2 separate regions of the Mus musculus genome follow, and region 1 is linked to region 2. A link is a loop called in an ENCODE intact Hi-C map of the cell type or tissue named here. Cell type or tissue: heart. All regions are shown on one strand. Links, peaks and the distances in the headings refer to the core of each region. The heading gives the core; the rest is flanking DNA. Region 1 has its middle 14 kb from the start of Zfp469. Region 2 has its middle 13 kb from the start of Gm39268.

Region 1 (2,908 bases), core at 199-2,698, 53 kb after region 2:
CAACATTCTTTGTCTATCATGTAGTGGTTCCAGTCTCTTGTGGCAGGTAGATCTTAAGGGACCAAGCAGTGTGCTGCGAGTCACTGATATGCACGGTTAGGTTGTCTGCTCATACACTAGTGGAAGGGGATCTATCTGCCGTAGAGGTTAGATGACCAGCTCACCCCAACAAGCGGCACAAGCCTTGGATGCTCGGTTGTAGTTAACACCGAGCCTTTCCATCCAGGAGCTTGTGGAAAGACCTTTGTCCTCGTGGGAGGGGTTCTATCTGTGGTCATGTTTATGGGTATCTTCCTCATGCCACCCCAGAGATTCGTGGGTAGAGAGACGGACTCAAACTATTCGAAGGTCTTCACTGGGGCAGGAGAATTGTTTGGCATCAATAAATCATTTTCCTACTAAAAGAGGCCGTGACAACCCACACAGAGATGAGCAAACACCGATTCTTCAGCTAGAAATGTACTTTGTTGCTGTTTCCTGACTAACTTGGGGCGACAGTCCTGATCGGTCCCTTGGCCTCGGTTCCCCAGAACCCACCCATTCTACTTAAGGGGGAACAAGCCGTCATTACAGAATCTCTTCATTTTGCAATTGCCTTTTCATAAGTAGCACTTTCCCAAAATAAAACAGTTTTTGTTGTAGCTATGACTGTCTGGGAACTCACTAACGTAGAGCAGGCTGCCCTTGAACTCACAGAGATCCACCTTTGCTCAAAGCCAAGCCTAGACCTGTGTCGTCGTCTTCTTCTGTGTCCCCCAGAACTTGTTGTAGAGACTGGTGTGTGAACGCTCTGCTGAGGTTTGTTGCATAACTGGAATAAATATTTGGGTTCTGAATCTTGATCATATAAAGAACGAGTTAGATGGTGATCTCTCGAAGTGAATACCAATATCACTTTAAAGATGAGAAAAGTCAAGGCTCTGGAAAGCTTAAGTCCAAGGTCCCAAGCCTAGCTAGCAGCGGGGCTGGGATTGGAGCATAGTCCGGCTGTCTCTGAAGCCCAGCCTTATCTCCCTAAGAAGCCGAGGAAGAAGGCAGTCCACTCTGGAAGTCTGTGTACTGTGGACAGGAAATCTGGGCAGGCTTCCGAAGGGAACACGCATGGTAAACTCAGGCAGGCAATTCTGAAGCAGGGCAAGTGGCTGCAGCCACCACTGGAAGGCTGTGTGAGCCCTCTTTGTGCTGGAGCTGATAGGAACACACCGACCACCCACTATGCACCACGCACTGCTGGTCCCAGGGGCACCTTCCTGGGCCTGACACACAGCTAGCTGGCCAGCAGCTGGGCTCTGGCTCTGGTCTCTAGGGTCCAGGGCTCATGTCCTCATCTGGAATTCAGAACAATACGATGAAGAGTCCAGCTTTCCAAGACACGTAGTTATGAAAACACAAGAACACAGCTCTCCCAAGCAGCTCCACTCCGGTGAACTCAGTGGACCTGGGCTGGCGCAAACAGACCTGCATTCTTACCCCCAGCCAGAGTCCGTGCAGAAGTCCCCTGTGCCCACAGATGAAAGCATCTCCATCCTAGCTTAATTCCGGATGAGTATCCTCCCTCCAAATTATGAGAGGAAATTCAATATTATTTTAGGACTTGCCTTTGCATAATAGCCTCGGGGAGAAAAACAATCCAGGGCTTATGTCAAACACAAACAAGCTGCTCCCTCAGCCGACAGCCCCAATTCTGCCCGAGGAGGAGCTGGGCATCGAGGAGCTATACCTGTCTGGATAGCTCAAGAACAGGTCACAGCCACATGAGTGCATGGTGGGTGGGCAAGGGATGGACAGAAGCCTCCAGCACATGCTGAACAGTGTTGGGGATCTTCCTGCTCTAGGCATGGCGCTGACCCCAGAGTATTGGATTTGCCCCCTTTAAGGAAAGCAGGGTCAGCCAGTGCATCCCTCTTGCCTTGAATACCTGGCAAAGTTACTGCCATGAGGAAGGAGGCGTGGCTGCAGGTGTGGCCCTGGAGGCCTTGATGGTAGAGGACGTGCCTGTAGGCGTGGTCTTGGAAGGTGAGGGTGTGGCCTCTGCTGTTCAATTGTTTCTTATTCTCAGAAGGAGGTATGAGCAGTTAATCTTTGCAAGTCGGGTGGCTGGCTTCTAGGAACAGTGTGGCATTGAGGATCCTTCTGGATCCCCCAAAGGCGATGCCAGCCAAGTTCAAGATACACAAGACAAGATCAAGTCAAGTTCCAGAACAGCCTGGCCAGTGATGCTGGCACACACCCTTAATCTCAGCACTCAGGAGGCAGAAGCAGAGTTTGAGGCCAGCCTGGTCTACAGAATGAGTTCCAGGACAGTCAGGGCTACACAGAGAAATCCTATCTCCCCCCCCCCCAAAAAAAAAAAAAAAAAAACCCAGAAAACAAATCCACCAGACAATCCCCACAGCCATTGCAGGGTGTTAACTGTTCCCACCACCCTGGTTCACAGATGAAGCAGGCTCACTCTCGCTGCATTGGGTAGACATGAGCCAAAGGGTGAGGAAGTGCAGACCCGGGGGCCAGAGCCACCGTGAAAGGAGGGCAAGCTGCTTCTTCGTTTTTCTTTTTCTCATTGCTGGGGAAAACACTTGGCCAAAGCAACTTAAGGGAGAATGGGTTTCCTTGTCCTCACGCTGTGAGGGAAACATAAATCATGGTGGGAAAGACTTGATGGCAGGAGCTTGAGACACCAGGTTACAGGGCACCCATAGTCAAGAAACAGCTGGTCACGGGTCACCCACAGGCAGGAAGCAGAGAGAGATGAACGCTGGTGCTCAGCGCACCTCCTTTTCATTCAGTCCAGGGCCTTAGCCCAGGGATGGCTCTGCCACATTTAGGCCTTCCCAGTCTAAAGCCTTTCTCAGAGATGTGCTCAGAGGTGTATCTCCTAGGTGATCCTAGATCCATCCTATCAAGACTG
Region 2 (2,908 bases), core at 123-2,622:
AACCTGAGAACGGGTCTGGCCATCCTGGGCTTTCCCCGTCACTAGCCTCAGTAGCGTCTGCAGCTTCTCCGTGGGCTGTGTGTCATGTGCCACATCTATAAAACACCCTTTCAAAAGAACCTTCTAGGCACATTTTTAAGGGAGGCCTAAGAAGGGAGGCTGTCCTGGGAGCATGGCTGCCCTGGGAGCACGGCTGTCCTGACAGCTTCCAACTCTCTGAGAGGACATGCTCTGTCCCAAACACCTTGGTGATCACCTAACGGTATAGGGACAATGGAGACCCATCAGCTGACCAACTGTCACAGAGTCCTGACATTTGTCAGCCTAGATGTCCCCCAAAGGCTCAGGGCATTGCTATGCAAACTATTTGGTTTAGTTGTTGTTTTTTATTCATTAGAGCAACTCAGTGTGGGGAGGTTTTCTGGAAAGGGTACCAAGAACCTTCTCCCTTGGGAGTGTCGAAGTCACCTGGGGCTACTGCTGTAGAATTCATCTATTCAGGGCCCTGACAAAGTTCTCCGGTAAATGACCTAGAAGACAGCACAGGCTGAGCTTCAATCAATGTCACTCACGCCAGAGGCTGCAGGTGGCACAAGTAACATCTGCCATTCACTCTGAGGCGATGACAGTCAAAGATGATGGAGAGATGGCAGGATGGAGAGGTAGCTGCCTGTCAAAGGAGGGGGCGGAGCTACTGTGTGTGGTCATGAGACTAGTGGGGGTGGCCCTGGGGTTTACCATGCGCCTGCATCTTCTGTTAGGATGTTCTCCTGGTCAGATAACTGGAGAACAATTTCAGTGGCCTGTGGTACCTGCCAGGTGATTTTCTGGGCCTCTCCGGCATGGTGGAGTGGATGAGGCTAAGGGCCTAGAACTCCAAGATGAAACTTGAGTCTGTAAGAGGGGGGAGCAGAAAGAGCCTGATGGTAGGGGTGCAGAAGGAGTGGAGACTCTGGACTCTGAGTTCTTATGGAAGAAGGCTTGCTTCCAGAGATGGCTCAGATGTCTTTGGCTGATTGTGAATGGTATGTGCTCCTGCTTGGAGGGAAGGGGGTTCCCCCTTGGTTTGCTGAGCTTGCTCAGAGTTCCCAGGCCAGGCTCTGAACCCAACAGGGAGGGTGAGTCTGGAACCCTCTTGAGGGCTGGCTCTGCCCCCAGGAGACCAGGGGCAGCTGGAATTCTCTCTTCCAGGGGACAGGGTGGGGTCGGGCTCTCTGCTCAGGTCACAGAGACACACAGATGTGATGCTTCATCTCAGGGACTTCGACCATGCAGTGCAGTCTCCGGATGGATCCCGCTGTATAGCAGTTCTTTGTAGGCCTTGCAATAACCATCCCCTGCAGGGGGGCGGGCAGCGGCAGCAGCAGCACCCCTCCCTCCTCAGCCTGACCAAGTGATGCTAACCAAGATCACTTGGTTTAACCATTGTCCCCTCCGGCCTCACCACTCAGGCCACCGACTGCAAGCAGGCCTTGTGGCTCTCCTCCCTCTGGACTGTGAGGCAGGGCTGTGCCACCAGAGGGCAGTGTCGGGGCCTGGGGAGTGCCTGTATCTGGGAACCAGGTAGTTGACCGTCTCTCTGGCAACCTTGGACACCTCTAGGGGTTGCAGGGAGCTTTCGCTGCAGTGTGCTTCCAGTCCTTCTGGGATGAAGTACATCCCCTGGGGCTCAGTCACCTGCAAGGAAGTAGTGACAGAGAGGACCATCTTTTCTGATCACGTTGAAACCGGGTGTGAAAATTGAGGGAAGGACAGGAGTTGGGGTGGGGTGGGGGAGCCTCGAGGCAGCTGACGTCTTCTGTGGCACCCTTCATTTCTGAGCAGCATGCCCCAGACCTAGTTACCTTTTCTGCCCGTCTCCTTTACTTTGGTTTGTCTTCCCCCAAATCCAAAGAGCAGATAGATGTTTGTATGAAGCCAGGACACCGTCACGTTAACCAGGTACTCACAGGGTTAGGAGGGGAGATCTCTGGTCATTACCTTGGTGTGAACAATCCAGATTCCGGCTGCAATGCTACCAGAACCAAACAACTTGGTCCAGAGCCCAGAACTTCTGCCTCGAAACTCATAGGGTTCCTTCTGGTGGCTATGAGCCCCACCAAATGGCATCTGGCTGTGAAGGAGCGCCTGCCAACTCACCTGACTTAGTGACCCAGACAGACCTTAGGTGCTGAGAAATCAAACAATACCTTCAAGATTCCCTTTCCCTTCTCTCTCCCACCTCACCCTGAGGGCGCAGGCACCACCATCCATATACGAGCTCTGGGGACATGTGGTGTGGCCTGTGATCAGAAAGCTGTGTACCTTCTCGTGCATCAAGGGGTCCATTTCACAAGCCACAGGGACCCCAGGGTCATGTAGGAAGTGTTCTTATCCCACTGGACAAAGTCACAACTGGTCTTCAGCCATCCCACACAGTGGCATCTCTCCTTGGAGGTCCATGCATTGGCCCCTGGAGATAGTGCGTCCCATCCTGTTCTGACAAGTTCCCCCCAGGGTCTTGCCTACAAAGCCCCACAGAGTTCTTTATGGCTTGATGCCCTCAGGATGGAGTGGCAGGGTTGCTCATCGTAGTTCCACAAGGATATCTGCTTGCAGATCGATGTCTGTGTTAGAGCCTCAATACCCAGGTGCCCTCAGGGCTCTCTGCACCTGCTGCGGCCATGTGCTCACTGCCTGTTCCTCTCCTGCCTACCCCCTCCCTCTTGTGGGAGAGTTAGACATGGGTAGCCTGCTGTCTGTGTGCGGGAGCCAGTGCTGGGCTGTCCTCTGGCCCCAGATCTGAGACGTCTGCCATCAAGAGAGGACATGTCCTGTCTTCTCCTCCCAGCCCTTCACCTGGCCTGGGCGTGTGCCAGGGCTCTGTCAGACAGGTATGAAAGGGAAGTAAGGGACCCATCAAATCGGG

Evidence for each region. Hi-C counts contacts between places; a loop is a spot of excess contacts. Peaks named below come from ENCODE experiments on the same cell type or tissue, not always from the same donor. Only the 100,000 strongest peaks of a DNase experiment are listed, where the experiment ranks them.
Region 1: it touches region 2 in a loop (2.1-fold over the local background); 2 of 42 quality-filtered maps call a loop at or near these places.

The regions. Positions count from the first base shown.
Region 1 is chr8:122,214,649-122,217,556 of GRCm38, forward strand. It overlaps a transcript of Zfp469 not described here. Among named protein-coding and RNA genes, the nearest start is that of Zfp469, 14 kb to the right of the region's middle. In heart, for the core only: no CTCF peak of the experiment used is centred there; a DNase peak (open chromatin) is centred at 1,193; H3K27me3 peaks cover 293 bases.
Region 2 is chr8:122,161,700-122,164,607 of GRCm38, forward strand. It overlaps a transcript of Zfp469 not described here. Among named protein-coding and RNA genes, the nearest start is that of Gm39268, 13 kb to the left of the region's middle. In heart, for the core only: a CTCF peak has its summit at 1,509 (motif pointing right); a DNase peak (open chromatin) is centred at 1,522; H3K27me3 peaks cover 303 bases.